Linked DNA regions of Homo sapiens: region 1 is linked to region 2. A link is an interaction called in ENCODE POLR2A ChIA-PET data of the cell type or tissue named here. Cell type or tissue: B cell. All regions are shown on one strand. Links, peaks and the distances in the headings refer to the core of each region. The heading gives the core; the rest is flanking DNA. Region 1 overlaps CRTC1 (CREB regulated transcription coactivator 1). Region 2 overlaps MAST3 (microtubule associated serine/threonine kinase 3).

Evidence for each region. ChIA-PET counts read pairs that join two places held together with the same protein. Peaks named below come from ENCODE experiments on the same cell type or tissue, not always from the same donor. Only the 100,000 strongest peaks of a DNase experiment are listed, where the experiment ranks them.
Region 1: POLR2A ChIA-PET joins it to region 2 with 6 read pairs; 2 of 35 experiments call an interaction of 5 or more read pairs at or near these places.

The regions. Positions count from the first base shown.
Region 1 is chr19:18,691,537-18,707,496 of GRCh38, forward strand. All of the region lies in intron 1 of CRTC1 (CREB regulated transcription coactivator 1), which reads left to right. Among named protein-coding and RNA genes, the nearest start is that of CRTC1, 16 kb to the left of the region's middle. RefSeq lists enhancers at 4,223-5,121, 8,531-9,377, 9,721-9,770. In B cell, for the core only: no CTCF peak of the experiment used is centred there; DNase peaks (open chromatin) are centred at 6,239, 8,115, 9,125, 9,595 and 1 weaker place; H3K4me3 peaks cover 2,319 bases; H3K27ac peaks cover 4,756 bases.
Region 2 is chr19:18,101,123-18,117,082 of GRCh38, forward strand. MAST3 (microtubule associated serine/threonine kinase 3) reads left to right here. Exons shown (of 28, transcript NM_001393504.1): 2 at 6,465-6,496; 3 at 9,530-9,619. Among named protein-coding and RNA genes, the nearest start is that of MAST3, 11 kb to the left of the region's middle. RefSeq lists silencers at 3,267-3,376, 8,755-9,064 and enhancers at 8,993-9,562, 9,095-9,144, 9,405-9,584. In B cell, for the core only: no CTCF peak of the experiment used is centred there; DNase peaks (open chromatin) are centred at 3,379, 6,699, 7,129, 9,039 and 1 weaker place; H3K4me3 peaks cover 2,691 bases; H3K27ac peaks cover 5,233 bases.

The DNA.
Region 1 (15,960 bases), core at 4,295-12,294, 590 kb after region 2:
AAAAAAAAGACAAGAAAGGACACAGAGACACAGGGGAGAGGACCATGTGACAATGGAGGCAGAGATTGGAGCGATGTGGTCACAAGTCAAGGAATGCCCAGAGCCCCCAGAAGCTGGAAGGGATAGGAAGGGTCTTCCCCTAGAGCCTCTGGAGGAAGCATGGGCCTGCCGGTGCCTCTTTTTTTTGTTTTTTTTGAGATGGAGTCTCACTCTGTCGCCCATGTTGGAGTGCAGTGGCGTGATCTCGGCTCACTGCAACCTCCTTCTCCCGTGTTCAAGCGATCCTCCTGCCTCAGCCTCCCGAGTAACTGGGATTACAGGCTCCTGCCACCACGCCTGGGTAATTTTTGTATTTTCAGTAGAGATGGGGTTCATCCTATTGGCCAGGCCGATCTCGAACTCCTGGCCTCAAATGATCCACCTGCCTCGGCCTCCCAATGTGCTGGGATTACAGGTGTGAGCCACCGCGCTCGGTCTTCCCCACCCCCACTCTTAGGACACAATCCATACCCGAACACTGAGCTCCTACACTCCAACCCCGACCCTGTGGTCCTGATCCTCCACCCCAGGCCCTGCTCTTGCTGTCTCCCTCTGTCTCATCCAGTGTAGAGCAAGGGCCCCTGCTACTAAAAAGGGCTGAATGAAGGGTCCACTCCGGGCCTCGGTGGTAACCCCACACAAAACCTGCGGAGCCAGCTGGAGCTGGCTGGACTTATGCATCTGCAAGCGGCTGCAGCCCTGTCCTGATGTGAAGTCCACAAGGTTACCTGGTGCTACAGGTTCTGTCAGGCCCGGGGTTCCTTGCCACTGGCTAAAGTCACAAATTACCACAAAGTGAGGGGCATGAAAAACAGAAATTAATTCCCTCACCGTCATCAATATGATGAAACCCCGTCTCTACTAAAAATACAAAAATTAGCTGGGCATGGTGGCATGCACCTGTAATCCCAGCTACTCAGGAGGCTGAGACAGGAGAATTGCTTGAACTTGGGAGGTGGAGGTTGCTGTGAGCAGAGATCATGCCATTGCACTCCAGCCTGGGCAACAAGAGTGAAACTCTGTCTCAAAAAAAAAAAAAAAAGAAGTGGTTAGGGTGTGCAGCGACCAGGTCCACGTGCTCTGGGGAATCTGGGAGGGCTTCCTGGACCCTCAGCGTGTGTGAAACCAGGGGCTGCAGGGCTGGGTGAGGAGCAGATGTCCCTGGCTCAGGAACAGGCATGGCACTTGTGGCTCTGCAGTTAGAAATTCATTTTTCTGGGCCGGGCACGGTGGCTCACGCCTGTAATCCCAGCACTTTGGGAGGCCGAGGCAGGCGGATCACAAGGTCAGGAGATAGAGACTATCCTGGCTAACATGGTGAAACCCTGTCTCTACTAAAAATACAAAAAATTAGCTGGGCATGGTGGCACGTGCCTGTAGTCCCAGCTACTCGGGAGGCTGAGACAGGAGAATCGCTTGAACCTGGGAGGTGGAGGTTGCAGTGAGCCAAGATAGTGCCACTGTACTCCAGCCTGGGCGACAGAGCGAGACTCCGTCTCAAAAAAAAAAAAAAAAAAAAGAAATTCATTTTTCGGCCGGGTATGGTAGCTCACACCTGTAATCCTAGTATTTTGGGAGGCCGAGGTGGGCAGATCACGAGGTCAAGAGATCGAGACCACCCTGGGCAACATAGTGAAACTCTGTCTTTACTAAAAATACAAAAATTAGCCAGGTGTGGTGGTGTGCACCTGTAGTCCCAGCTACTTGGGAGGGTGAGGCAAGAGAATTGCTTGAACCAGGGTGCTGGAGGTTGCAGTGAGCCGAGATTGTGCCACTGCACTCCAGCCTGGGTGACAGAGTGAGACACCGTCTAAAAAAAAAAAAATTCATTTTTCATGGCTTGCCAGCACCTACCACCAAATGTGCAATCAAGACAGGTTTTACCAAGGAGCTTAACTCTTTTGTTTTTGTTTTTTTTTTTTTTGAAACAGAGTTTCTCTCTGTCGCCCAGGCTAGAGTGCAGCGGTGTGATCTCAGCTCACTGCAAGCTCCGCCTCCTGGGTTCACGCCCTTCTCCTGCCTCAGCCTCCTGAGTAGCTGGGGCTACAGGCGTCCACCACCATGCCCGGCTACTTTTTTTTGTATTTTTAGTAGAGACAGGGTTTCCCCATGTTCGCCAGGATGGTCTTGATCTGATCTCGTGATCCACCCGCCTTGGCCTCCCAAAGTGCTGGGATTACAGGCGTGAGCCACCATTCCCGGCCCGCTTAACTCTTACTGTTTGCAGGCACACTGATGTACTCTGTTTTGTTCTAATATGAAAATTAGCCTGGGCTGGGTGGGCACAGTGGCTCACACCTGTCATCCCAGAGCTTTGGGAGGCCAAGGCAGGTGGACCACCTGAGGTCAGGAGTTCGAGCCAGCCTGGCCAACATGGTGAAACCCTGTCTCTACTAAAATACAAAAATTAGCTGGGCATGGTGGCGGGCACCTGTAACCCCAGCTATTCTGGTGGCTGAGGAAGGAGAATCGCTTGAACCTGAAAGGTGGAGGTTGCAGTGAGCTGAGATTGCACCACTGCACTCCCCAGCCTGGGTAACAGAGCGAGACTCCGTCTCAGAAAAAAAAAAAAAAAAATAGGCTGGCATGGTGGCTCATGCCTGTGGTCCCAGCTACTTGGGAGGCTGAGGCGAGAGGTTCCCTTGAGCCTAGGAGCTTGAGGCTGCAGTGAACTATGATCACGCCACTTCACTCCAGCCTGGCCGACAGAGAGACTCCATCTCAAAAAAAAAAAAAAAAAAAGAAGAAGAGACGAAGAAAAAAATAAAAAGTACCAGTTGGGACCCACTGAATTGATAACTTACTAATCCAGAGCTCTGTAAGCTACGTCTCTTTATTTTATTAGAACATGGGCACAACCATTTATTCCTTTTTTGTGGCTGCTTTTGTGGGACATCAGCATAGTCCCATGCAACAGAGATCATGCGGTCCACTGTGGCTTTGACCTCCTGGGCTCTAGCGATCCTCCCACCTCAGCCCCCTGAGTAGCTGGGACCACAGGTGTTAGCCACCATGCCCGGCTAATTTTTTTATTTTTTGTAGAGACAGGGTCTTCTCCCTGTGTTGTCCAGGCTGGTCTCAAACTCCTGTGCTCAAGCAATTGTCCCATCTTGGCCTCCCAGAGTGTTGGGATTACAGGTGTGAGTCACTGCGCCAGGCGCATCTGGCCCTTCACAGAAGGGATTGGCTGGCCTCTGGGACTCACACACAGTTTGAAACCCACTGACCTCAAGTGTTAAGGAAGATCAGCTGCAGGGGCTGGGGGTGGTTAGCAAGGAGAGTGAGGTTGGCGGCAGTTCTCCCACTTTCAGCGACCTCTTTTTTTTTTTTTTTGAGAGAGGGAGTCTTGCTCCTATAAGATCTTGGCTCACTGCAACCTCTGCCTCCTGGGTTCAAGTGATTCTCCTGCCTCAGCCTCTCAAGTAGCGGAGACTATAGGCACGCGCCACCATGCCCAGCCAATTTTTGTATTTTTAGTAGAGATGAGGTTTCACCATGTTGGCCAGGCTGCTCTCCAACTCCTGACATCAAGTGATCTGCCCGCCTCGGCCTCCTAAAGTGCTGGGATCACAGGCATGAGCCAATGTGCCCAGCTAATTTTTGTACTTTTGGTGGAGTTGGGGGTTTCGCCATGTTTGCCAGGCCGGTCTCGAACTCCTGGTCTCGAGACCTGCCCGCCTTCGCCTCTCAAAGTGCTGGGATTACAGATGTGAGCCACTGCGCCCGGCCTGGGGATTTCTTTTTTTAAATGGGACTCTGTAAAATGCCATATGGACAGCACAAGTGGGGTCTGCCCTGGGTAGAGACTGGCCTGAACCCAGGGTCAGGGAAACATCAAAATCCACAGGTTATTCCGTGCAGAGTAGGGGGCTCACTTGGGGCCGATTCTGCCCCTGGGGGCATTTGGCAACTTTTGGGGACATTTGTGGTTGTCACGACGGGGAATGGGGTGCTACTGGCATCCAGTGGGCAGAGACTGAGGATACTGGTCAACACTACAGTACACACGGCCGGGTGTGGTGGCTCACGCTTGTAATCCCAGCACTCTGGGAGGCTGAGACAGGCAGATCACGAGGTCAGGAGATCGAGACCATCCTGGCTAACACAGTGAAACCCCGTCTCTACTAAAAATACGGAAAATTGGCTGGGCGTGGTGGTGGGCGCCTGTGGTCCCAGCTACTCGGGAGGGTGAGGCAGGAGAATGGCGTGAACCCGGGAGGCAGAGCTTGCGGTGAGCCGAGATCGCGTCACTGCGCTCCAGCCTGGGCGACAGAGTGAGACTTCATCTCAAAAACAAACAAACAAACAAACAAAAACACTACAGTACACAGGATGGCCCCCACCACAGGGAATTATCCAGCCCTAAGTGTCAGCAGTGTCACAGTCCAGAAGCCCTGGTGTCAGGCCCTGTGTGTGCCGGGAGCATGCAGGTGCAGAGGGGTGGGTGGAGGCTACTGGCTACATGAGATGCAAACCTGGATCCTGTAGTACATGACTGCTCTGGGCAGCTGGTGGCGTCCTCCCGGGTTTACAGAGTGGGAGACAGGCCCGGAGAGCGAATGTCATAGAGCGCTAGAGTGGAGAGGCTGCCATCTGACCCAGGTTGGACTAACCCCGCAGCCTGTGTGTTTTTGCCGTGTCACGGAGTTCTGGGAGTTGGCCGGCTGGTCAGGGTGAGGCAGGGCGGTTCAGGCTGCTGGAAGCCTGTGTGCCGAGGAAGGGGCCCTCAGAGCAGGTACGACAGTGGGTGGAGGGCCTGGAGCCAGGCCCTGCCATGTGGAGCCATGGAAGGTTCTAGTGGGATGGCAATGTGAGTGACAGTGGGGGTCCAGGGAGTGGCAGGAACTGGCCTTGCTAGAATCCATGTATTTGTGCACAGTGGATTGTTGCAGTAACTCATGAGAAAGGGCCTGTTGCCTGCCCCCATGGCACAGATGAGAAATTGAGGCACAGGAGGTCACATGGCTGACGGTGGGAGGAGGAGCTGGGACTTGAACCTGTGTCTGACTCCAAGGCCCATGCGGAGGACCTTGTTGTACGCTGAGCCTCAGTTCATGTTCATCTGTTGAGAAGCATAGAGGTTGTCCCTGGTTTTTCTCAACCTAAACATTCTTTGTGTTTGTCCCAGTGCATGTACTGGGGGAGTGGGGACCTCTCCAAGGTGCCTGCCTGGGAATGGCCCCACCTGTGTGTCCCTGAGCCCCCTCCAGTAGGGAGGAGGGCGAGCAGCTGGAGGTGTGCCACTCACGGAGGAAGACTCGGGGCATTTAGGAGGTGATGGTGACAGGGATTATTGGGAGGGCGGGTGGGGGAGTCCCAGGCTGCAGCGTGGGAACCAGAATCACAGGGGAGGGGTGGGGGGTAGGAGAGTCCTGCTTCACCTTGGAGCTCATGGGATAGAACACACCCCCACTTTATTTCTGGTTGGGGTATGTCTCTGACCTCCAACAGGTCCTGCGTGGCCCCTGGGTGGAGGTGGGTGCCCTGTTCTTCTGGGTGTGGCTGTGGTGCCAGCAGCTGGATGGGGGTCCAGGTGTGTAAATAAGGAAGTGCCGCGTGCCTCGAGGGCCAGGGATGCCCGAGAGCCAATGTTTATTATTTGCCAACTGGAAACGAAGCATGGCCGGGGCCTCCTCCTTGGGGTTCTTGCACGGAGGGATTCAGAAGCACTTGGCACCGGGGGGAGCAGCCTCATCGGTGTCCAGCCAGGGCCACACAGTCAGCCTCAGCCCCCACCTCGCTTCCTTCTGGGCGAGCTTAGACCTGGGAGGCCTCTTTTTTTTTGGAGTGCCGTGGTGCGATCTCAGCTCAGCAACCTCTGCCTCTCGTGTTCAAGCGATTGTCCTGCCTCAGCCTCCTGAATAGCTGGGATTACAAGCGTGCACCGCCATACCTGGCTAATTTTTGCATTTTTGGTAGAGATGGGGTTTCACCATGTTGGCCAGGCTGGTCTCCAACTTCTGACCTCAAGTAATTCTCCCTCCTTGGCCTCCCAAAATGCTGGGATTACAGGCATGAGCCAATGCTCTTGGCCCAACCTGGGAGGCCCTGCTGTCTTTGGTGCATGGTGCAGTAGGGGTCACAGTGGTCTCTGCCTCATTGGATCATGGTGAGACGTGAATGTGAAGGCATCTGGTGTATCTGGAATGGGGCCTGGCATAGATACTCACTGTGTGCTCACTGCTGCCAAGATGCTGGAGGTGTGGCTACTGTGGACACATGGTGTACCCAGTTGGCACTGGGCAGGCATTTGGCAGGCATCCAACAGGTGCTTGATGGGGACACAGCAGGCCTGCAAGAGGCACTTCGTGCCCACACAAGGAAATATTTAGCAGATGTTCAGTAGGTGCCCAGTAGATGCTCAGCAGGCACACAGTGTGTACTCAGCTGGTGTTCAACAGGCTAATGGTATGTACTCAGCTGGTGCTCAGCAGGCTTACAGTGTGTGTTCTGCAGGTGCTCAGCAGGTGCACGGTGTGTTCTGCAGTGTGTACTCAGCAGGTGCTCGGCAGGCACACGGTAGGTGCTCTGCAGGTGCACAGTTTGTGTTCTGCAGGCGCTCAGCTGGCGCAGCATGTACTCAGCAGGCGCTCAGCAGGCACTCAGCAGGCACACAGTGTATACTCAGCAAGTGCTTAGTAGGTGCACAGTGTGTACTCAGCAGGCACTCAGCAGGCACAGTGTGTACTCAGCAAGTGCTTAGTAGGTGCACAGTGTGTACTCAGCAGGCGCTCAGCAGGCACAGTGTGTACTCAGCAAGTGCTTAGCAGGTGCACAGTGTGTACTCAGCAGGTGCTTAGCAGGCACACAGTTTGTACTCAGCAGGCGCTCAGCAGGCACACACAACAGTGTGTACTCAGCAAGTGCTTAGCAGGTGCACAGTGTGTACTCAGCAGGCACTCAGCAGGCACAGTGTGTACTCAGCAGGCGCTCAGCAGGCGCTCAGCAGGCACAGTGTGTACTCAGCAGGCACTCAGCAGGTGCACAGTGTGTACTCAGCAGGCGCACAGTGTATACTCACCGGGCGCTCAGCAGGCGCAGTGTGTGCTCAGCAGGTGCTCAGCAGATGCGCAGTGTGTACTCATCAGGTTCTCAGCACATGCACAGTGTGTACTAAGCAGGTGCTCAGCAAGTGCAGTGTGTACTTAGCAGGCACTTAGCAGGCGCACAGTGTGTATTCCACAGGTGCACAATGTGTATACAGGTGCTCAGCAGGCGTACAGTGTTCAGCAGGCACACGGTGTGTATTCAGCAGGTGCACAGTGTGTATTTGGTTGCTGAGCAAGTGCACACTGTGTACTCAGTAGGCGCAGTGTGTGCTCTGCGGGCACTCAGCAGGTGCACAGTGTGTATTTAGCAGGCGCTCAGCAGGTGCATAATGTGTATTTAGCAGGTACTCAGCAGGCGTACCGTGTGTGCTCTGCAGGCGCTTAGCAGGTGCACAGTGTGTATTTAGCAGGCACTCAGCTGACACACAGTGTGTATTTAGCAGGCGCTCAGCAGGCACAGTGTGAACTCAGCAGGTGCTCAGCAGGCATCAGCAGGCTCTGGAATCTGACCTCCCTGTGGGCAGGCCTGTCTCCAGTTCATTCTGGAATCTCATAGAAGCAGGTGCTCTCTAAGAGGGCCAGTACCATGTCACATGGTCCAATGTCCCCACTTCAGTCCTGGGAGGGGTGTGCGGGGTCTTCTCAATACCTCCATCTGGGAACATGTACCGGCTGTTGAGGGGCCCTGAAGTGAGAAGAGTAGTTTGTGGTCTTCCTGGAGCTCACATTTTTCTAAGCAAATCCTGAGCCTGTATACTTGTACGGAACACAGTGTGTTCCAGGGTCAAATCCTCGGGGTAGGATGGCCCTGGGGCTGCATGATGGTGCCCACCCAGCCCTCTGAGTGCCTGAACAAGAAGCACTGGGGTGGCCCGGTGAGTTCTCCCTGCAGCAGTGAGGGTTTGGATAGGAAAGTCCATTCCTCGAGTCAGTTGGTATTTCCTGAGCATCTCCTGTGAGCTGGCCCCGGAGACACCTTGGAGAGCAGGTCAGCTGGAGACCCTGCCCTAGGGAGTGACAGGAAGCCACACCTGTGCCAGCTGGCCCTGCCCCTGAGGTTGCGGCTCTGAGCCAAAGCGAAGAGCCTGGCCTCGCCTGGCTCTGGGGGTGATGCCTCGTGGGCCAGGGTGAGGGGTTGAGATCTGGTCCTGGGATGGGGAGGGTTTTGAGCAGGGCAGTGATGTGGGATTTATGCTTTGCAAGGATCCCATTGGCTGCCATGTGGGGACAGGCCTGGGAGGAACGAGTAGGGAGCAGCAGGAGGCCTAGGAGGGGCCAGGGCAGGTGTCCCCCGGAGATAGTGGGTGCTGGGGCTCTGTGATGACCTGGGGCTTGGCAAAGGCGGGCTTGTGACAGACTGAGCCTCATCTCGGCAGCTCTCACACCCATGGATCCTGAGCCTGATTCCCCAGGAGGGTTGGCGACGGGAGGGTTATGTTAAGTGGCTGCGTCTTCCATCTCAGGGAGCCCCACACTGGGGAACGTCACCACTATAGCGGCTGAGAGGCTTTGGGTCCTCATTTACTACATAAAATTCCCCCTTCTCTGTACTTGGGTCCTGACGCCTCCGCTGGTCCCAGGAGTTTCACTCCGTGGGGTGGGGTTGAAGGGTGCGGTGAGGCCCAGAGGGGCTGAGTCTGCTTGGAAGGGTGGGCCTTCTCCCACTGCGGGTGCTAATACCCTGTGCCCATATCCTAGCCACCCTGTCCCTTATCCACATACCCCACTCTGGTATTTCAACAGCCCAGAGACCACCACGGTGCTTGGGGGCTCTCGGCAAGGGGGCGAAGCCTCCCTGAGAACTTCTGCAGGCCGCCCTTCTCTTCCCTTTCCTGCCGGGGCTCTTGCTGCAGAGAAGCTCTCTGCCACACTTTTTTTTTTTTAAATAAAAAAAATGAAAATAAAGAAATCATTTATGTTTCAAAACTTTGATTAAAATTGAAAACAGAAACACCACAGCACTTCCCGTTTCCTCTGCATCTGGCACCACTCACCTGGGTGCAGAGGGTGGGTGGGTGCATGCCAGCTGGTCATTCGCCCGGAAATCTCTGGGAGGAAGTATCAGCACAGCCTAGCAGGGCGCCTGGGACTGGCTCTGTGGGCTGGCCGTCCCTCTGGCTGGGGACACGGGGAGGCCGAGCGTGTCCGCAAAGACACGCGAGCTGTCCACCTTTCTGGGCTGCAGGGGTCTGCAGAACCTCGGAACCTCGGAGGGGCTCTCTGTCTGCTTCAGCGTCTCTTTCTCAAGTGACTGAAAGCAGAGGCTCCCTGCTGCGTTACACCATTGAGTCCTTTCGCATCTGTGCGCATCCCGCTTCCATCGCTGCGGGGATCCCTTCGGTCCTCCCAGGCAGGCGAGATTGGTGGCTGTAATTAGGACAGGAGTGGCTCATTATATCATCACAGAATAAATGCACAGACCCTGGGGATGATTTATGGTCCCAACAGCCTATCTTTGCGCCCAGGCGGCCTCGGCCTCTGTTCGGCAAGGAGCCCGCTAATCCCTTCACTGCCGGCTCAGCCGGGGCAGAAGGAGGAGCCTGAAGGTCCACCATGGGGTGGAGGCTGCCTGCTCGCGGGCCCGCCCCCAGAGCCCGGGGCTCATCACGCTGCTCTATGCGCCTCTGTTGGCTCCTGCCAAACAGTCCCTCCCTTCTGTGCCTCAGTTTCCTGGCTGTAAAAAGGGGGTGCTCACAGAGCCCCCTTGAGGAGTCGTCACATGGATTAGATGATGCATCCACGCAAAGTGTCTGGCCCCGTGCCCGGCCCGTGGTGGGTGCACACCTTGAAAGATGCCTGCTTGGCCGAGGCCAGCTGTTGAGCTGCTACTTGGGGCAACAGTGAGAGCAGGATCGCACCTTGTTCACCTCTGTGCCTTGGCCCAGAATATGACAGCTGCCACTGTGTGGCTTATGGGTCATCTGTTTAGTTTCACCTGAGGGAGTATTCATTGCTGTTAACTGTTTCTTATGAGATAGGATTTTTGTTTTTTGTTTTTTGAGACAGAATCTCACTCTGTCACCCAGGCTGGAGTGCAATGGCGCCATCTCAGCTCACTGCAACGTCCACCTCCTGGGTTCAAGCGATTCTCCTACCTCAGCCTCCTGAGTAGCTGGGATTACAGGCGTGTGTCACCAGGCCCAGCTAATGTTTTTTATTTTTTTTGTATTTTTAGTAGAGACGGGGTTTCACCATGTTGGTCGGGCAGGTCTCCAACTCCTGATCTCAAATGATCCGCCCACCTTGGCCTCCCAAAGTGCTGGGATTATAGGCATGAGCCACCGCGCCCACCGTTTTGTTTTTTTTTTTTTTTTTTGAGACGGAGTTTCACTCTTGTTGCCCAGGCTGGAATACAGTGGTGCAATCTCGGCTCACCGCAACCTCCTCCTCCCGGGTTCAAGCAATTCTCCTGTCTCAGCCTCCCGAGTAGCTGGGATTATAGGCGTGTACCACCACACCCGGCTAATTTTGTATTGTTAATAGAGATGGGGTTTCTCCATGTTGGTCAGGCTGGTCTTGAACTCCCGACCTCAGGTGATTTGCCCGCCTCAGCCTCCCAAAGTGCTGGCATTACAGGCGTGAGCCACTGTGCCCAGCATTTTTTTTTTTTTTTGAGACAAGGTCTGGCTCTGTTGCCCAGGCTGGACTGCAGTGGTGTGATCTTGGCTCACTGTAGCCTCAATTTCCTGGGCTCAGGCAGTCCTCCTGCCTCAGCCGCCTGAGTAGCTGAGACCATAGGTGTGTACCACCACAGCTGGCTAATTTTTAGTATATATTTTTTGTAGAGACAGGAGTCTCCCTGTGTTGCCTACGCTGGTCTCAAACTCCTGGGCTCAAGTGATCCTCCTCCTGCCTGGGCCTCCCAAAGTGCTGGCTTGAGCCCCATACCTGGCTTCTTAGGGGATAGTCTTTTTTTTTTTTTTTTTGAGATGGATTTTCGCTCTTGTTGCTCAGGCTGGAGTGCAATGGCACAATCTTGCCTCACCGCAACCTCCACCTCCCGGGTTCAAGCGATTCTCCTGCCCTCAGCCTCCCGAGTAGCTGGGATTTCAGGTATGCGCCACCACACCCGGCTAATTTTGTATTTTTAGTAGAGGCAGGGTTTCTCCATGTTGGTCAGGCTGGTCTCGAATTCCCAACCTCAGGTGATCCACCTGCCTCGGCCCCCCAAAGTGCTGGGATTACACAGGAGATAGTCTCTTAGACTTTGTGAAAAGTTTTGGAGATAGTGCAGGGAATACCCATAACCCCCCACCTGTTTCCCACATTGTGAACATCACACGTGACCTGGTTGCGACGGCCGGGCTGGGACCTCCAGTTGTCACAGTTCTTTTTTTTTTGAGATGGAGTCTCGCTCTCGCTCTGTTGCCTCAATTTCCTGGGCTCAGGCAGTCCTCCTGCCTCAGCCTCCTGAATAGCTGAGACTCGGCTCACTGTAAGCTCCACCTCCTGGGTTCACGCCATTCTCCTGCCTCAGCCTCCCGAGTAGCTGGGACTACAGGCGCCTGCCACCACGCCCGGCTAATTTTTTTGTGTGTATTTTTAGTAGAGATGGGGTTTCACCTTGTTAGCCAGGACGGTCTCGGTCAGGATAGAGACGGGGTTTCACTGTGTTAGCCAGGATGGTCTCAATCTCCTGACCTCGTGATCTGCCCACCTTGGCCTCCCAAAGTGCTGGGATTACAGGCGTGAGCCACCGCTCCTGGCCCAGTTGTCACAATTCTATTAACTAGACTCCAGACTGTGTTTGGATTTCCCCGGATTGCTCCTTTAAGCACCTTCTCTGGACAGGGTTGTGTGTTGCATTTATTTACTTACGTATTTATTTATGCATTTATTTATTTATTTATTTATGATAGAGTCTTGTTCTGTCGCCTAGGCTGGAGTGCAGTGGCACGATCTCAGCTCACTGCAAGCAACCTCCACCTCCCAGGTTCAAGCGATTCTGGTGTCTTAGCCTCCCAAGTAGCTGAGATTATAGGCATGCACCACCATGCCCGGCTAATTTTTGCGTTTTTAGTAGAGATGGTGTTTCGCTGTGTTGACCAGGCTGGTCTTGAACTGCTGACCTCAGATGATTCGCTTGCCTTGGCCTCCCAAAGTGCTAGGATTATAGGTTTGAGCCACCGTGCCTGGCTAATTTTTGCATTTTTAGTAGAGATGGGGTTTCACTATGTTGGCCAGGCTGGTCTCGAACTCCTGACCCCAAGTTATCTGCCTGCCTTGGCCTCCCAAAATGCTGGGATTGCAGGCGAGAGCCACTGCGCCTGGCAACGTGTTGCATTTAGTCAAAGCATCTCCTTTGATTCCTCCAATCTGTGATGGTTCCTCAATGTCTCCTCATCATCCGTGACCTTCACTCTCTTGAGGAGAGCTGGTCAGGTGTTTTGTGGAATGTCCTTATTGTGGTCTTGTGGAGGTTTTCTGGCAATTGGACTGAGGTTGTGGGATTTTGGTGGGGATCCCACAGAAGTGAAGTGCTCGTTTTCTTTTTATATTTTTTCTTTTTTTATATTTAAAATAGGGATCTGCCTGTGTTGCCCAGGTTGGAGTGCAGTGCTCACTGCAGCCAGGAATTCCTGGGCTCAAGCAATCTTTCCACCTCAGCCTTTCAAGTAGCTGGGACTACACCATCATGCCTGGCTTTGTTTTAAAATTCTTTTGTAGAGACGGGGGTCTTGCCATGTTGCCCAGGCTCAAGTGATCCACCCTCCTTGGTCTCCCAAAGTGCTAGGATTACAGGCGTGAGTCACCATGCCCAGCCTTTTTCTTTTTTTTAAAGTTAGTAAAATACACATAACATGTGGCCAGATGCGGTAGCTCTTGTCTGTAAGCCCAGCACTTTGGGAGACTGAAGCAGGTGGATCACCTGAGGTGAGGAGTTCGAGACCAGTCTAGTCAACATGTTGAAACCCCGTCTCTATTAAAAATACAAAAATTAGCTGGGTGTGGTGGCAGGCGCCTGTAATCCCAGCTACTCGGGATGCTGAGGCAGGAGAATCGCTTGAACCCTGGAGGCAGAGGTTGCAGTGAGCCATGATCGCACCACTGCACTGCAGCCTGGGCAACAGAACAAGACCCTGTCTCAAAAACAAACCAAAAACAAAACAAATACACATAACGTGTAAGTTACTGTCTTAACCTTAAGTGTGCAGTTCAGTGGCATTTAGTAAGTATCCTCACATTGTTTTGCAATCATCACCACCATCTGTGTTCAGAGCTTTTGCATCTTCCCGCACAGAAACTCTGTCCCCATTAAACACTCACCCACCCACCCCCTACCCCCCAATCCCCAACCCCCACCCTCCTACTACCCTCCATTCCCTCCCAGCCCCTGGCAACCACCATCCTATTTTCCACCTCTATGAGTTTGACGACTCCAGGGACCTCATGTAAGGAGAATCATCCAGGATTTATCATTTTGTGTCTGGCTTATTTCACTGAGCATAATGTCCTCAAGGTTCGTCCACGTTGTAACGTGTCAGAACGTCCTTCCCCTCTAAGGCTGTTATTCCACTGTATGGATGGGACACATTTTGTTTATCCGTTCATCTGTTGATGGACATTTGGCTGGTTTCACCATTTGGCTATTGTGCGTAGTGCTGCTGTGAACATTGGTGTACATCTCTTTGAGTCCCTACTCATAATTTTTTTGGGTATATTCCCAGACATGGGATTGCTGGATCATGTGTAATTGTATGTTTAATTTTTTTTGAGACAGAGTTTTGCTCTACCACCCATGCTGGAGTGCAGTGGCGTGATCTCGGCTCACCACATCCTCTGCCTCCTGGGTTCAAGCGGTTCTGCCTCAGCCTCCCGAGTAGCTGGAATTACAGGCGCATGCCACCACACCTGGCTAATCTTTGTGTTTTTAATGGAGATGGGGGTTTCACCATGTTCGCCAGGCTGGTCTCGAACTCCTGACCTCAGATGATCCACCTGCCTTGGCCTCCCAAAGTGCTGGGATTACAGGCGTGAACCACCACGCCCAGCCAGCATGTTTAATTTTTTGAGGAACTGCCACACTGTTCTCTGTAGTGGCTATACCATTTTATGTTCCTACCAACAGTGTATAAGGATTTCAGTTTCTCCATATCCTCAATAACACTTGTTATTTTCTGATTTTTTGATAATAGCCATCCTAATGTCTACTAATATTTACTAATCCTAATATTTTTTTTTTGCAAAAAATGATATTTTGATAGGGATTGTGGTTTTGGTTTGCATTTCCCTAATGATTAGTGATGTTGAGCATCTTTTCATGTGCTTCTTGGCCATTTGTCTGTCTTTGGAGAAATGTTTATTCAAGTCCTGTGCCCTTTTCCTTTTCCTCTCTCTCTCTCTTTTTTTTTTTTTTTAATGCTTTTTAGTATATTCATACTTTATCTATTTTAAATTGGGTTGTTTTTCTTTTTGCACTTGGAGATCCTGTTTTCCCAGAGCTATTTGTTGAAAAGACCATCCTTTTCCCATTGAGTAGTTTGGCACCCTTGTTGAAAATCACTTGACCATATATGTGACAGTTTATTTCTGGGCTTTCTATTCTATTCCATTGGTCTTTTTTTTTTTTTTTTTTTTTTTTTTTTTTTTTTTTTTTTTAGACAGAGTCTTGCTCTGTCTCTCAGGCTGGAGTGCAGTGGTGCAATCTTGGCTCACTGCAACCTCCTCCTCCCGGGTTCAAAGCGATTCTCCTGCCTTAGCCTCTTGAGTAGCTGGGATTACAGGTGCCCATCACCACACTCAGCTAATTTTTGTATTTTTAGTAGAGATGGGGTTTCACCATGTTGGCCAGGCTAGTCTTGAACTCTTGACCTCAGATGATCCCCCCCGCCTTGGCCTCCCGAAGTGTTGGGATTATAGGCGTGAGCCACCACATCTGGCCCCATTGGTCTTTATGTTTCTCTTTATGCCAGTATCACACTCTTTTGATTACTGTAGCTTTGTAGTTAAGTTTTGAGATCAAGAAGTGTGAGTCTTCCAATTTTGTTATTCTTTTTCAATATTGTCTTGGCTATTTGAGGTTTTTTGAGATTCTGTATGGATTTTAGGGTGGATTTTTTTCTATTTCTGCGAAAAAGGATATTTTGATAGGGATTGTGGTTTTGGTTTGCATTTCCCTAATGATTAGTGCTGTTGAGCATCTTTTCATGTGCTTATTGGCCATTTGTCTTTGGAGAAATGTTTATTCAAGTCCTTTGCCCTTGTTTTTTAGCGCTTTTTAGTACATTCACATTTTGACTATTTTTAAATTGGGTTGTTTTTCTTTTTGTTGGTGGGTTGTAAGAGTTCTTTATATAGTCTACATATTGATCCCTTATCATCTATATGATTCGCAAATATTTTCTCTCATTCCGTGGGAATGGGGCCTTTTCACTCTGTTGATTACGTCTTTTGATGCACAAGTGTTTTTAATTTTGGCAGCATCCAATTTATGTATTTTTTCTTTTGTTGCCTGTGCTTTTGGTGTCCGATCCAAGAAATTATTGCCAACTCCAGTGTATGAAGCTTTTCCTCTGTTTTCTTCCAAGAGTTTTATAGTTTTAGTATATATAGTTTTAGCTTTTATGGTTTTAGTTATAGAGTTACAGTTTTAGTTTTTTACTTTTATAGTTTTAGCTTTAGATCTTTGATCCGTCTTGAGTTAATTTTTGTATATGGTGTTAGATCAGGGCACAGCTTCATTCTTTTGCATATGGAGATCTTGTTTTTCCAGAGCCGTTTTGTTGAAAAGACTGTCCCTTCCCCGTTGAATGGTTTGGCACCCTTGTTGAAAATCACTTGACCATATATGTGAGGGTTTATTTCTGGGCTTTTATTCTATTCCATTGGTCTTGATGTTTGTCTTTATGTCAGTACCACACTGTTTTGATTA
Region 2 (15,960 bases), core at 2,862-10,861:
CTATTATCTTATTACATTTATCATCTCCTACTTGGACCTTTGCTTTACACATGACCGAATTTCAAAACACCAGGTCCCACAAACAGAGCATCCCCCGGCAGAGAAGGGCTAGAGCCTGTATCTGGACTTTTGTCTCTGCCGCTACTGGGGTGGCTCCTCTAGGTTCAGCCCTCCAAGGTGATCCTGCTTTCTCATGGACAGCTTCCACTTATTTTCCTCCTCCTCCTCCTCCTCCTCCTTCTCCTTCTCCTCCTCCTCCTCCTCCTCCTGGAAGCCCTGGGGCTGGTGCCATGTGGTCCATGCTGACTTCTCTCCCATTTAATTCCAGGGGCATCGAACTTCCAACCGGGCTTGGTGCCCAGCAGGCTGAGTCTCACCTCCCTTTGCACGTGCTGTTTGCTGGGCATGGACTGGTGTTTTCCATGTGCCTGCAGGCTTTGTTTGACACCCCCTACTCCAGGAAGCCCCTTAGCTCTCCTCTCTGTGTGCCTCCAACCCCTCTTCTCCCTTTGAGTCTCTCTTTTTTTAGACAGGATCTTGCCCTGTCGCCCAGGCTGGAGTGCGGTGGCCCAGGCTGGAGTGCAGTGGCGCCATCTTGGCTCACTGCAGGCTCCGTCACCTGGATACAAGCGATTCTCACAGCCTCAGCCTCCTGAGTAGCTGGATTACAGGCGAGCGCCACCACACCCGACTAATATAATTTTTATATTTTTTAGTAGAGATGGTGTTTCACCATGTTGGCCAGAATGGCCTCAAACTCTTTTTTTTTTTTTTTTTTTTTTTGAGACGGAGTCTTGCTCTGTCGCCCAGGCTGGAGTGCAGTGGCGTGATCTCCGCTCATTCCACCTCCCAGGTTCATGCCATTCTCCTGCCTCAGCCTCCCGAGTAGCTGGGACTACAGGCTCCTGCCACCACACCCGGCTAATTTTTTGTATTTTTAGCAGAGACGGGCTTTCACCGTGTTAGCCAGGATGGTCTCCATCTGCTGACTTCGTGATCCTCCCACCTCGGCCTCTCAAAGTGCTGAGATTACAGGTGTTAGCCACTGCGCCTGGCCTTTTTTTTTTGAAACGGAGTTTCACTCTTTCGCTCTTCTTGCCCAGGCTGGAGTGCAATGGCACGATCTCGGCTCACCGCAACCTCTGCCCCCGAGTTCAAGCGATTCTCCTGCCTCAGCCTCCCAGGTAGCTGGGATTACAGGCATGCGCCACCACATCCTGCTAATTTTGTATTTTTAGTAGAGACGGGGTTTCTCCATGTTGGTCAGGCTGGTCTCGAACTCCTGACCTCAGGTGATCTGCCTGCCTCAGCCTCCCAAAGTCCTGGGATTACAGGCATGAGCCACTGCGCCCGGCCACCTTTTTTTTTTTTTTTTTTGAGACGGAGTCTCATTCTGTCACCCAGGCTGGAGTACAATGGTGTGGTCTTGGCTCACTGCAACCTCCGCCTCCGGGGTTCAAGGGATTCTCCTGCCTCGGCCTACCGAGTAGCTGGGACTACAGGCGCCTGCCACCACATCCAGCTAATTTTTGTATTTTAAGTAGAGACGGGGTTTCACTATGTTGGCCAGGCTGATCTTGAACTCCTGACCTTGTGATCCGCCCACCTTGGCCTCCCAGCGTGCTGGGATTACAGGCGTGAGCCACCGCACCTGGCTCAAACTCTTGATCTTAAGTGATCCTCCCGCCTCAGCCTCCCAAAGTGCTGGGATTACAGGCATGAGCCACAGCACCCAGCTGCTTCGGGTCTCTCTTAATCCCTCCAGTATGGGGGTGCTCCTGCTGTGCTATGTCTTCTCCAAAATGGGATTTCCTCAAGGTGGGGCTAAAGCTTGTTGGGGAGGCAGCATCCCCCAGCCTGGGCAAGCGCAGACGGGTATACCATAAATATTACCTTTAAAGGGCAGTTTCAGGGGGTCGGGGCCTCCCCAACCTCCACTCCTCTGGGTGGGAACCACTCCCAGGGGAACAGCAGGCACAGAGGGAGCTGTGGGTGGAAAGCAGATGGTGCGGGGACCGAAGGGTCCGGGAGTGGTGCCAGGAGAGTTCTGTGTGGTCCAGCTTCCCCGGGAGCCTTTGCAGGGAGCTGCCGATTTTGCCTCACCTCTCTCTGCCACTTTAAAAAAACATCTTCAGGCCAGGCACAGTGGCTCATGCCTGTAATCCAGCGTTTTGGGAGGCCGAGATGGGAGGACTGCTTGAGGTCAGGAGGTCAAGACCAGCCAGACCAACATGGTGAAATCCTATCTCTACTAAAAATACAAAATCAGCCAAGCGTGGTGGTGGGCGCCTGTAATCCCAGCTTACTTGGGAGGCTGAGGCAGAAGAATCGCTTGAACCCAGGAGGTGGAGGTTGCAGTGAGACAAGATCGCACCATTGCCCTCCAGCCTGGGCGACAGAGCAAGTCTCCATCTGAAAACAAACAAACAAACAAAATATTCACATCTTTTTGTCTTTTGGAAGCAACTTTCAACTGGTGGTTATTATTCACGTCTTGATCATTGTCTTGACTCCCATCCATCCAAGTCTCCCCCAGCACCAGGCTCTGAGCTTGCTACTCATTGATTCCTCCAGGGACCCTATGTCACTGGGCCATTTTCCAAATGAGAAAACTGAGGCACAGAGGGGTTAAGTCACTTGTCGGGTCACACAGTGCAGGAGTGGGGGAGCCAGACTGGGAACCTAGGACTGTCAGAGTTTTGGAAGGAAATGCCTGGATGGGGTGCAAGTGGGACCCCCCACCAGGGTTCAAATCCCTCCCTGTTTCACGTGGGGTAGTGGAGGAAGTGGTATAAGATCCCACAACTGGCTGGGTGCAGTGGCTCATGCCTGTAATCCCAGCACTTTGGGAGGCCAAGGCAGGTGGATCACTTGAGACCAGGAGTTCAAGACCAGCCTGGGCAACATGGTGAAACCTCATCTCTATAAAAAATACAAAAATTAGCCGGGTGTGGTGGCACATGCCCACAATCCCAGCTACTCTGGAGGCGGAGGTTGCAGTGAGCCAAGATTGCACCACTGCATTCCAGTCTGGGCGACATAGCCAGACGCTGTCTCAAAAAAAAAAAAAAAAAAAAAAAAAAAAAAAAAAAAAAAATTCCCACAACTATTGGAAGGGGAAGAAGGAGACCCTAATGGCCACGGTGATGGTGGTGATGGTTCCATCACCATGACTGCTTGAACTAAACGCCGTGAGTTGTCTGTCCTCAGACATATTCAAGCAGTCAGAGAGACCTTCGAGGGGTAGATTATTCTCCTCCCATCGTGACAGCTTGGTTTTCTGAGCGCAGAGCAGCTGAAGTCAGGCCTGGGGTAACGCCACACCCCCGCGACCCTTCCCCGCCTCTCCCGGGAGACCTTGCCCTCCCAGCTGGGTCATCCGGCAGCCCAGCAGCTTCCGGCCCCCTCCAATTGGCTGTAGGGGCCGATGGCGTCACTGGTTGCTATGGCGAACACCCAGATCACGACGTGGGCAGCCTGGAGCCCACCAAAGTAAAAATAGTCGTGTGTCCCCAACGTGGCCGCCCTGATGTGTGTGGAGGGAGGGTGTCCTGAGACCCAGTTTCCTGCCTCTCACTCCACTAAGAGACGTGGGCAGCCGGCTTTCCTCTGCACCTAAGTTTCCCTGCCAGTAAAACAGCCCCTGCCCGCGGTTCGTAGGAGGTGGCTCAGTAAATGCAAGGACATTTACCAGGTATTATGACAGCTTCCATGGTCCCTTGCTGAGCTCAACAATAGTACAACAGCACACAACAGCAGCAATAGTAATGGCTGATCATGATTAACCCAGAACCCTCCTCACGTCATCTCCAGTTACAGATGGGGAAACTGAGGCACGGGGCATACAAATAATTTGCATGGCCAGGAAGAAACAGAGAATTGAACTGGACCCAGGTCTGGGTGTCCCCAGATTCTAAACTTGTGCCACATGGCATTTTGAGAATTTAATAAACCCTCGTGATTGACCGGGTGCGATGGCTTACACTGTAATCCCAGCCCTTTGGGAGGCTAAGGTGGATGGATCACTTGAGGTCAGGAGTTCGAGACCAGCCTGGGCAACATAGTGAAACCTCGTCTCTGCTAAATATACAAAAATTAGCCAGGCATGCTGGCACACACCTGTAACCCCAGTTACTTGGGAGGCTGAGTCAGGAGAATCGCTTGAACCCGAGAGGCAGAGGTTTCAGTGAGCCAAGACTGCACCACTGCACTCCAGCCTGGCGATACAGTGAGACTCCATCTAAACAAACAAACAAACAAACAAAAAACTGGTTTTTTGGCCAGGCATGGTGGCTTATGCCTGTAATCCCAGCATTTTGTAATCCCGGCATTTTGGGAGGCCAAAGTGGGTGGATCATCTGAGGTCAGGAGTTCAAGACTAGCCTGGGTAACATGGCAAAACCCTGTCTCTTCTAAAAAAAAAAAAAAAAGTCCCAGCTACTCTGGAGGTTGAGGCAGGAGAATCGCTTGAACCTGGGAGACAGAGGTTGCAGCGAGCCGAGATTGTGTCATTGCACTCCAGCCTGGGCAACAAGAGCAAAAGTCTGTCTCAAAAAAACAAAAACAACAACAAAAAAAAACCCTCTTGGGCAGCCCATGTCTGAGGATGGACTGTGAGGTCACAGTGGAACACAAGCTCACGGCTTTCTATCCTTCATGCGGTGAGGGCACCCAGAGTTGGTGCAGGTCAGTTTGCTGAGCTCTAAAAGGGTCTTCAAAAGGGAGTCACCCGTCAGCCGTCCTCCCCACGCCCCCACTGGTACCCAGGGCCCAAACCTGCATAGGCTTTGCAGCGAGTGAGGAGAGAATGGCGTTCAGACCTAGACCCAGGAGGAGAGGGACATCTGAGATGGGACAGGGAGAGGACAACTCAGGAATCTCTGTTTTCTCAACAGATTATTAGTTTTTAGCCACTACTGACATACTTCTTCATAAATACAACTAATTGGTAATTTTAAATAAAATTATTATTAATTTTTTTTAGACTTAGAGTCTTGCTCTGTCACCCAGACTAGAGTGCAATGGTATTATCATAGTTCACTGCAACCTCCAACTCCTGGGGTCAAGCAATCCTCCCACCTCAGTCTCCTGAGTAGCTGGGATTGCAGGCGTGCAACACCACACCTGGCTAATTTTTTTTTCTTTTTTGAGACGGAATCTCTCATTGTTGCCAGGCTAGAGTGCAATGGCACCATCTCAGCTCACTGCAAGCTCTGCCTCCCAGGTTCAAGCGATCCTCCCGAGTAGCTGGGGCTACAGGTGTGCAATACCACGCCCAGCTAATTTTTGTATTTTTAGTAGAGACAGGGTTTCACCATGTTGGCCAGGATGGTCTTGATCTCTTGACCTTGTGATCTGCCCGCCTTGGCCTCCCAAAGTACTGGGATTACAGGCATGAGCCACCGCACTTGGCCCTTCTTATTTATTTATTTATTTATTTATTTATTTATTTATTTATTTATTTTTGAGATGGAGTTTCGCTCTTGTTTCCCAGGCTGGAGTGCAATGGTGTGACCTCGGCTCACTGCAACCTCCGCCTCCCGGGTTCAAGCGATTCTCCTGCCTTAGTCTCCCAAGTAGCTGGAATTACAGGCACCCACCACCATGCCTGGCTAATTTTGTATTTTTAGTAGAGATGGGGTTTCACCATGTTGGCCAGGCTGGTCTTGAACTCCCGACCTCAGGTGATCTGCCCACCTCAGCCTCCCAAAGCTCTGGGATTACAGGTATGAGCCACTGCGCCTGACCGGCCCGGCCTTTTTTTGGAGACAGGGCTCAAGCAATCCTCCCACCTCAGCCCCCCAAGTAGCTAGGAGTACAGGCTTGAGCCACCATGCCCAGCAATTTTTTTTTTTTTTTTTTTTTTTTTTTTTTGTAGAGACGGGGTTTCACTCTGTTGCCCAGGCTAGTTTCAAACTCCTGAACTCAAGTGATCCATCCGCCTTGGCCTCCCAAAGTGCCAGAATTACAGGTGTGAGCCACCGCACCCGGCCTACTCTGGCTAATTTTTTTAAAAAGTTTTGTAGAGATGTAGTCTTGCTATGTTGCCCAATCTGGCTTAAACTTCTGGGCTCAAACAACCCTCCTGCTTTGGTCTCCCAAAGTACTGAGATCACAGGTGTGAGCCACCGTGCCCAGCCTAAAATATTTTTTAATGCAGGTATGGTAGGAGCCGGGTGGGGAATTAGACTGTGAATCTGGAGGGCCTCCAGGAAGAAAGGATGTTGAGTTCAGATCTGGAGTATGAGCTGCAGTTAATTAGGGCCAGAAGGGAGGGAAGGCTGTTCTGAGAGAGCGCACAGATAGCGCAAAGGCCTTGAGGCAGGGCTGAGCCAGTGTGTAGAGTGAGCGGGAAAGATGCATTGGTTGGGGCATGGGATTGGGGATTGTGGGGGTGCATCAACGGCCAGGGGTTCTGAGGGCTAGTCTCTCTGAGAATGATCCCCATTTCTGTCTCATTGCAGAAGGAGCTGAGCCTGCCACGCCGAGGACGTGGGTGAGTTCACCTGGGACTGGCGGGCTGGGTGGGCCCCAGTGGTCTTGGAAGTGGATATTTCAGCAACAGCCACTGAATTGTGAATGTATTTAATAATTACAGCAACACATCTCATGTTCATTCTTGCCCTCGTGTTTGCAAAGTGCTTCACAAGCACCTGGCCTCTCACCACAAACATGGGAGGCCATGCCAGTTTGCAAATGAGGAAGCTGAGGTGCAAAGGGGTTTCATCACCAGCTAAGGACACTCAGCTGGGAAGGAGAGAAACTTGTCTGGAATCCAGAGTCCAGATGTTGAATTTCAGCTGAAGTGTATTAGAACTGGCTTGAATGCCTCTCATGACGGGGAGCTCACTTCCTTTTGGGGAACACCAGCAGAAAATCATCTCTCAGCTAGGCACGGTGGCTCCCGCCTGTAATCCCAGCACTTTGGAAGGCTGAGGCAGGCAGATCACTTGAGGCCAGAAGTTCAAGATCAGCCTGGCCAACATGGTGAAACCCCGTCTCTACTAAAAATACAAAAAAATTAACCAGGCGTGGTGGTGCTCGCTTGTAATCCCAGGTACTCAGGAGGCTGAGGCAGGAGATTCGCTTGAAGTGAGGTGAAGATTGCAGTGAACCAGGCTCCCACCACCAGACTTCAGTCTGGGCAACAGAGTGAGACTCTGTCTAAAAAAAAAGAAAAGAAAAAAATCATCTCTCTCGGGATCACATCAGTGTTCCTGTAGGTTGGGTTTTTTTTTTTTTGTTTTGCTTTGTTTTCTTTTTGAGACGGGGTCCCTCTCTCTCTGTCACCCACATAGTACAGTGCAGTAGTGTCATCTTGGCTCACTGCAACCACTGCCTCCCAGGTTCAAGAGAGTCTCCCGCCTCAGCCTCCAGAGTAGCTGAGACTACACATGCGAGCCTCCACACCTGACTTGTATGTTTAGTAGAGACAGGGTCTCACTATGTTGCCCAGGCTGGTCTCAAACTCCTGGACTCAAGCGATCTGCCTGCCTCAACCTCCCAAAGTGCTGGGATTACAGGCATGAGCCACCATGCCCAGTCTAGGTTACCATTTTTTATCCCCAAATCTTAGAGAACATTATTGTTCAATGCTTTCATTCATTTACAGATGAAAGAAACCAAAGGCCGGGGTGGGGAGGGGTTTTCCTTGAGCTAGTGGTCTGGAAGTGTGTGACTGTGGACACCCCATCTTTGGGAGCTGCTTTTGCCTGAGTTGGGGGTGGGAATCACTCAATGAACATTTTTTTGAGCACCTGCTGTACACTGGGCCCTGCTGAAGCCAGAGGGGATACAGACAATTCAATCTCAGAGCAATGGTTGAAGTTTTGTACTCAGGAGAGAGCTCAACCAGAGAAAGAGACAGAGGTGCTGGGGGTGGCTTTATCCTGAAGATCTGGGGCCTCTTGGAGGAAGTGACCTTTGAGCTTAGATCTGGAAGAAGAGGAGGAGCTGGCAGCGGGGAAGTCTGGGGAGAATGGCATTCCAAGCAGCAGGAACAGCTTGGGCAAAGTTTCTGGGGTGCCAGTATGCTTGGCGTTAGAAGAACAGCATGAAGACAAGGGTAGCTGAGTGGAGTGAGTGGAGATGAGGTGGCAGGACAGAAGGAGGAGGTCCTGGGAATGGGGTCAGAGTGGCCCCCAATCCCAGGCCATCTGCTTCTGTTCCAGTGGGGATGATACAGTTGGTGGGGAGGTGCTTGAAGGCCCCAGTGGTTGGGGGTTGCTGGGGGACTGGGACATTGCCCCGAGAGCCGGCACTGTTTCCAGCCTTGGCCCAAGCTGTGGGCAGAGTGTTGGACCGTGAATCAATGAGGACTGCCGAGGGCAAAGTCCTGGACCTTGGGGCAGGACAGAGCCAAAGACTCCACAAGGGATGTCCACTCCCTGCCACCTTCCCTGTGCCCCACTGGGTCCACCGGGGCCTCAAGAGGGCCAGAGTGAGACACAGACACCCCCAGACCGTGGGGTTTGCGCTGAGAGGGAGGAAGGACAGAGCTGGCGGCGCCTGGTGCTGGTGGGGGTGCAGGTACAGCTTGGCGGAGGAGGGGCTGGTGGGGTTGGGATCGTATATGGGTGAGGGGGCGACCTTCCTGGCAGAGGAAACAGCTGGAAGCCAGGGACTGGAGGTGTGGTCAGAGCCTCTAGTGTGCGCGGGGATGCGGAGACCCGAGCGGGTTAGGACCTCAGTGCTGAGCAGCTGGCCGGGATGCGGGGTTGGGGAGTTGGGGCGGACTGCGCTCAGATCCCGGCTCCCAGAGAGCCCCAGGGCCGGGGCGAGGGCAGAGGCCGGGCCGGGGCGGGGAGAGGCGGGGTCAGGCCATGGAGCAATCGCGCGGACCGCGGAGCCAGTGACCGCCCTTCCCTTCCGGGGCGCAGCTCGGGGGCTCCCAAGCCGGCGGCCTCGGCGTCCCTGCGGCAGACAGGGCGGCACCCGCGGCTCCCCTTTCCCGCTGCGCGACCCTCGCTGCCGGGCCGGGCCTGCGCGCAGGTGCGGAGCTGCGATCCCCGCCCCGAGGCGGAGCCAGCCCGGCCCCCAGCGGCCCAGCCCCCGCGTCTAGTCTGCCGCACCAGCCAGGCGTCTGTCCCTGCGTCCGTGTGTCCGTCCGTCGGTCCGCTCGCGCCACGATCAGGGCTTCCGGGGGCCAACAAGGGGGCGTCGGTACCCCGCCGCACAGAGGCGGCCTCTGCCTCGGCATGAAGTCCCGCAGGGACAAGCTGCACATCCCGGCGCTGACCCTCGAGTGAGTGTTGGGCAGGGCGGGGGTATGCGGGGTGCAGGGAGGACAGGATGACAACTACCCTCCCCCCACGTCTCTGTTCGTGTCGCCCAGAAACGCACCGCCGCCTCCGGGGAGCCCTCCCGGGCCATCGGTCTGGCCCCGCCCTCACGTCCTGAGCTGAACCCAGAATCCCCGGTCTTGGGCCCCTACTCCCTGAGGGAACCGCAGCCGCCATCCGGAGATCCGGATTCGGCCACACGAAGGGGCGGCCGCCAGGTTCACCGTCCCCGGCCTCTTTCTTTGCAGTCTGTCTCCGAGCAGCCAGAGCCCGTCCCTGCTGGGTCCCAGCAGCCCCTGCAGCCCCTGTAGCCCCTCCTTGGGCCTGCACCCCTGGAGGTAAGTGACAGCGCGTGTGGGCGGGGCGCAGACATCGCCCTGGCACCCCAGAGCCTTGGAAACCCTCCAGACTCATCGGTCTCCTCAAGATACTGCAGGTTGGTGACATCACCTCTCTGGGCCTCAGTTTACCCCTCCACATAATGGCACTGCGATACGTTCTAGGGGCTTAATGGGAAAATTCCATTTTTAGCCAGGCCAGCATCTGACAGGTGGCCAAGGAAAGGGAAGAACTTAAGCTGTTGCCCAAGGACTTCGCCAAGACAGGTGCCGGATTCCCAAGCGGCTCAGGGCACTCCCTGCTGAATTGGCCTGGACTCCTGGGTGGTGACCTCAGGGAGAAAGCTCCTCCCTCTAAAACACACGCACACCCAAGGCTGAGAGGCCACCAACGAGAGCCCTGTGAATTGAGATTAACCAAAGTGGCGCCGGGAGAAAAGAACCAGGGTGACTGAGCGCTCCCTAACCCTTTCCTGATCCCTACTTCCCAGTTAAGAAAACTGAGGCTCAGAGAGGAGATGCCAGTTTTCCTGATTCAGTCCATCCCCCGGGGGCCAAGCATCAGGGACAGCTTTGCTACCAGGTCTGTTGAGGGTTCTACTGGCCAGTTGGTTGACTCTGTGACTGGCCAGGTTTCAGGACAGGAAGGAGTTTTGTGAGCTCCTCTCATGGTTTGGGCAAAAGTTTAGGGAGGGACAGATGTGAGGTCAATGGTGTCTGTTAGAGTTATGTGGCCCATCAACCATTTACACTTTAGTATGAATGAGCTGCTTAACTCTTTCCACAGACTTTTTTTTTTTTTTTTTTTTTTGAGGCAGAGTCTTGTTCTGTCCCCTAGGCTGGAGTGCAGTGGTGCAATCTCAGCTTACTGCAACCTCCACCTCCTGGGTTCAAGCAATTCTCCTGTTGTAGCCTCCCAAGTAGCAGGGACTATAGGCACCTACCACCACATCCAGCTAATTTTTGTATTTTAGTAGAGATGGGGTTTCACCATGTTGGCCAGGCTGGTCGCAAACCCCTCTGCCTCAGCCTCCCCAAGTGCTGGGATTACAGGCATAAGCCACACGCTGGGCCATCCACAGACCTTTAACGGGGAGAAGAGAGAACAATATAGAGCCCACATTTGGGTGCTGGGCAACAGGGAGGTACCTTCCTTCAGACGCCAAGCACTTATGAGGCACCTACTGAGATCCAGGTGCTAAAGGCATTGCTATAAAGAAAACATAGTCCCTCCATCAATGACTTCTCAGTCAGCTTAGGGAATTCAGTGATAAAACTAATGGATAAACAAGATGTATTCAGACAGGGACCTCTTGGGGAGGTGATGTTTGAGCCAAGGCCTGGGCACAGCTAAAGAAAGATTGGCACCAGGCAGTGGGTACTGCATGTGCAAAGGTCCTGTGGCAGGACTGAGGTGGTGGGTTTTTTGTTTTTGTTTTTTGAGACAGTCTCACTTTGTCGCCCAGGTTGGACTGCAGTGGCATGATCTCGGCTCACTGCAACCTCTGCCTCCCAGGTTCAAGTGATTCTCCTGTTTCAGGCTCCGAGTAGCGGAGACTACAGGCGTGCCACCACGCCCGGCTAATTTTTTGTTTGTTTGTTTGTTTGTTTGAGAAGGGATCTTGCTCTGTTGCCCAGGCTGGAGTCCAGTGGTACCATCTTGGCTCACTGCAACCTCCGCCTCCTAGGTTCAGGTGATTCTCCTGCCTCAGCCTCCCAAGTAGCTGGGATTACAGGCACACACCAACACTCCCGGCTAATTTTTGTATTTTCAGTAAAGATGGGGTTTCACCATGTTAGCTAGGCTGGTCTCGAGCTCCCGACCTCAAGTGATTCTCCCGCCTTGGCCTCTCAAAGTGCTGGGATTACAGGCATGAACCACCAAGCCTGGCCTAATGTTTGTATTTTTAGTAGAGGTGGGGTTTCATTATGTTGGCCAGGCTGGTCTTGAACTCCTGACCTCAGGTGATCCACCCGCCTTGGCTTCCCAAAGTGCTAGGATTATAGGCGTGAGCCACTGCACCCCGCCTGAGATTTTTTTTAAGCCTCTGTGTCTGCCTTGGGGGGAGAAAGTTCTGCTGGGGCCAGGAATGGAGGTGGCCAGAGAGAAGGAGGTGGCTAGGACAACATCCAGGAACAAGTCGAGGCATCCACTGAGAATCAGAGACTGCCATCACCCCCATTTAGTGAAGAAAACAGGGGCATAGGACCTCAGAATGTGTTATCAGGAGCATCCTAGGAAGGTTTCGGGCCAGATCTGACTCTGTCTAAATCCTTGGCTTCCACCCCAGGTGAGGACATGATGAAGGGAGGGACCCGTGTGTTGGAGGCCGCTGAGCAGATTTGACCAGTTTTAACTGGGAGGGGAGGGAGGAAGTATCTGGGACTGAGAAAGGCCATAAGGCTGCCTCACTCACCACCGGGGGGCAGCAGAGCCACATTGCCTTGGGCCTGGCGGGGGAATGGGTCCCTGCCTGCCATGTTCCAAGCATCCTAGGAATAAGCTCATAAACGTCCCAACAGAGTCCAGCCTCTGCAACTCCCCTGCCTCCTTTTTTTTTTTGAGACAGTCTCGCTTTGTTGCCCAGGCTGGGGTGCAGTGGTGTGATCTCTGCTTACTGCCACCTCCGCCTCCTGGGTCAAGCGAGTCTCCTGCCTCAGCCTCCTGAGTAGCTGGGATTACAGGCATGCACCACTACACTCAGCTAACATTTGGGTGGTTTTTTTTGTTTGTTTGAGACGGAGTTTTCCTCTTGTTGCACAGGCTGCAGTGAAGTGGCACGATCTTGGCTCACTGCAACCTCCGCCTCCTGGATTCAAATGATTTTCCTGCCTCAGCCTCGTGAGTAGCTGGGATTACAGGCATCTGCCACCACTCCTGGCTAATTTTTTGTATTTTTAGTAGAGATGGGGTTTCACCATGTTGGCCAGGCTGGTCTCAAACTCCTGACTTCAGGTGATCCACCCGCCATGGCCTCCCACAATGCTGGAATTACAAGCGTGAGCCACTGCGCCTGGCCTGATCTTTATATTTTTAGTAGAGACAGGGTTTCACCATGTTGACCAGGCTGGTCTTGAACTCCTGACCTCAGGTGATCCACCCGCCTTGGCCTCCCACGGTACTGGAATTACTGGCATGAGCCATTGTGCCTGGCCTTGCAACTTCCCTGCTTCCATCCTATCCATCTCCCCGTCGCTCACTTGGCTCCAGCCACATGGCTGATCCTCCAGAATGCAGGCTGGTCCAGCCTCAGGGCCTTTGCACTTGCTGTCCCCACTGCCCAGAGCTCTGTTCCCTCCTTTCTTCTTCCGTCACATCCTCATCAAGGCCTCAGCCTCAGATAGGAAGCCTTCCCCAACCACCCCCTCCTTCCAGGCCCCACAAACATGGGGTATAATATGCATTATACCTGTCCATTTCCACATCCAGACCCCAGGGATTTTCTTTTTCTTTTTTTTTTTTTTTAAGACAGTCTTGCTCTGTTACCCAGGCTGGAGTACAGTGGTGCGATATCTCGGCTCACTGCAACCTTTGCCTCCTGGGTTCAAGTGATTCTCCTGCCTCAGCCTCGAGAGTAGCTGGGATTACAGACATGCGCCACCACGCCCTGCTAGTTTTGTATTTTTAGTAGAGACAGGGTTTCACCATGTTGGCCAGGCTGGTCTCGAACTCCTGAGTTCAAGCGATCTGCCCATCTCAGCCTCCCAAAATGTTGGGATTACAGGCATAAGCCACGGCACCCAGCCAACCCCAGAGATTTAATTTCCACATTGTCTTGTGTGATTATCCAGTTATTTTTCTCACCCAGAGGTTTGACAGCCTCTCCGAGACCAGACCTTGTCTGTCCTGGTCATATCGTAGACTCAGGGCAGGCCCAGGGTGTATACAGCAGGTGCTCAGTTAATGCATGTGGCTTAGATGAATGGGCAGTATCTGGGAGGGCTGTCCTTGTGGTAGTGATAGCATTGGGGGTTGGGGGTGTTGTTGAAGAAGGCCATGAGTTGGGCGCTCATAGGCAAAGTGGCTGTTCCAGGCAGCAACAGCATCGTCAGAGACACTTTCCTTCTGGAGCCTCAAATCCCAAGGGCAGGAAGAATGTGGATTTTCTACCTAGGGCACTAGGAGCCATAGAGTGTGGTGCTGGGAGCGGCACAGATATATGGGCAGGTGGGAAGCGCTGGGGTAGTCCCACTAAAAAGGGACCGTTGAACGGGGGTGTCTGTATATCTACCTGAGACTTTGGCATTTACAGTCACAGCACATGCAGGGAGAGTCAAATGCCAATGTCACAGAGTTTGTCAGGGACAGGGCTAGGATATGACCCCTGGGAGAGGGATTCACCCAGGAATGCAGTTTTGTTTTGCTGTGAGAGCAATAGGGAGCCATGGAGGGTTTGTGAGCAGGGGGAAGGGCATGATCTGGGGAGCAGTGGGCCGACACCAGAGATCAGTGGCTCAGCCAGCCTTTCATGGAAGGCCTTCACCGTGGCAGCAGGCCCTCTGGATTGTCAGCTGCAGCCCTGTTTTGCAGAGGGGGAAACTGAGGACAAATGAGCATGGGAGAAGGTTCTCTCCCTGCTACAGATGTCAGGGCAGTGGGTGTATGTAATAGGGGGTGTGTAGGTGTTACTGGGTGTAGCTGTGGCTGGGGACGAGGGGGCAGCGCCTTTACCGAGTGTGTGCAAAGGTGTGTCCCCGTGCATATGGGGTGGCTCAGCACGTAGTGACAGCAAGTGGAGACTGTGGCCCCATCCCCACTTGGGTCCCCAGACTCAAGAGAATCTGCACCCCGCATGAGGCTTGGGCTGCATACCTGGGGGTCATAGGTGACCACTCCCATACTCATCACCATCTCTGGTGGTCTCAAAACCACCATCTCCCCTGGTCTCAAAACAAGTCCCAAATCCACCCACTTTTCTCCACAGCTTCAATATTCCCCTCCCAGACACCGTCCCAGACCCTTACTGGCCTCCTGCTACCTTCATTCCTGTCCCCCAGCAGTCTGCTCCCCATAGCAGACACAAGGGGGTTTACAAACGTAGTCCACATCATACCCTTTCTCTGCTCAAGCACCCTCCATGGCTCCCCATTGCTCCTACAATACAATTGCACTCCTCCCTGCAGCCCACAAGGCTTATGTGGTCAGCCCCGCTGGCATTTTGCCCTCAGTGCTGCCTCAGAGAGTTGTGCCCTTTGCCTGGGACACGCTTTCTGCATAGCCAGCTCCTTCCTCCTCCATTTCTGGCTGGCTGCAGCATTACCTCCTCTGAGAGGCCTCCTGGCTAAAGTCGCCCCTTGCAGTGTTCTCTCCTTTCTCTTCCCTTCTCAGCCTTGGTATTTGAAATTATCTTTTTTTTTTTTTTTTTTTTTGAGACGGAGTCTCGCTCTATCACCCAGGCTGGAGTGCATTGGTGTGATCTCGGCCCACTGCAACCTCCACCTCCCGGGTACAAGTGATTCTACCACCTCAGCCTCCAGAGCAGCTGGGAATACAGGCATGCACCACCATGCCCAGCTATTTCTTTTGTACTTTTATTTCTTTTATTTTTTATTTTTTTTTATTTTTTTGAGACAGAGTTTCGCTCTTGTTGCCCAGGATGGAGTGCAATGGTGCTATCTCAGCTCACTGCAACCTCCGCCTCCTGGGTTCAAGCGATTCTCCTGCCTCAGCCTCCCAAGTAGTTGGGATTATAGGGACGTGCCACCACGCCCAGCTAATTTTGTATTTTTTTTAGTAGAGACTGGGTTTCACCTTGTTGGCCAGGCTGGTCTCAAACTCCTGACCTCAGGTGATCCGCCCGCTTCGGCCTCCCAAAGTGCTGGGATTACAGGCGTGAGCCACCACGCCCAGCCGAAATTATCTTGCTCATTGAATTGTTTCCTGTTGGCTGGGCAAGGTGGCTCACGCCTGTAATCCCGGCACTTTGGGAGGCCAAGGCGGGAGGATCACCTGAGGTCAGGAGTTTGAGACGAGCCTGGCCAACATGGTGAAACTCCGTCTCTACTAAAAATACAAAAAAATTAGCTGGGCGTGGTGGTGCAACACCTGTAATCCCAGCTTCTCGGGAGGCTGAGACAGGAGAATCGTTTGAACCCAGGAGGCGGAGGCTGCAGTAAGCTGAGACTGCGCCATTGCATTCCAGCCTGGGCAACGAGAGCGAAACTCTGTCTCAAAAAAAAAAAATTTGTCTCTTTAGCTATGAAGCCTGGGCCCCAGCATTGGGCCTGGACTGGGTCCCAAAGTGTCCTGTGGCCCAGGAAGGGGCATCCCTCATGATGACACTGCCCCTGACTTGCCTGGGCTGTCATGACAGGAGGAAGCATTAATTCAGTCCTTACGG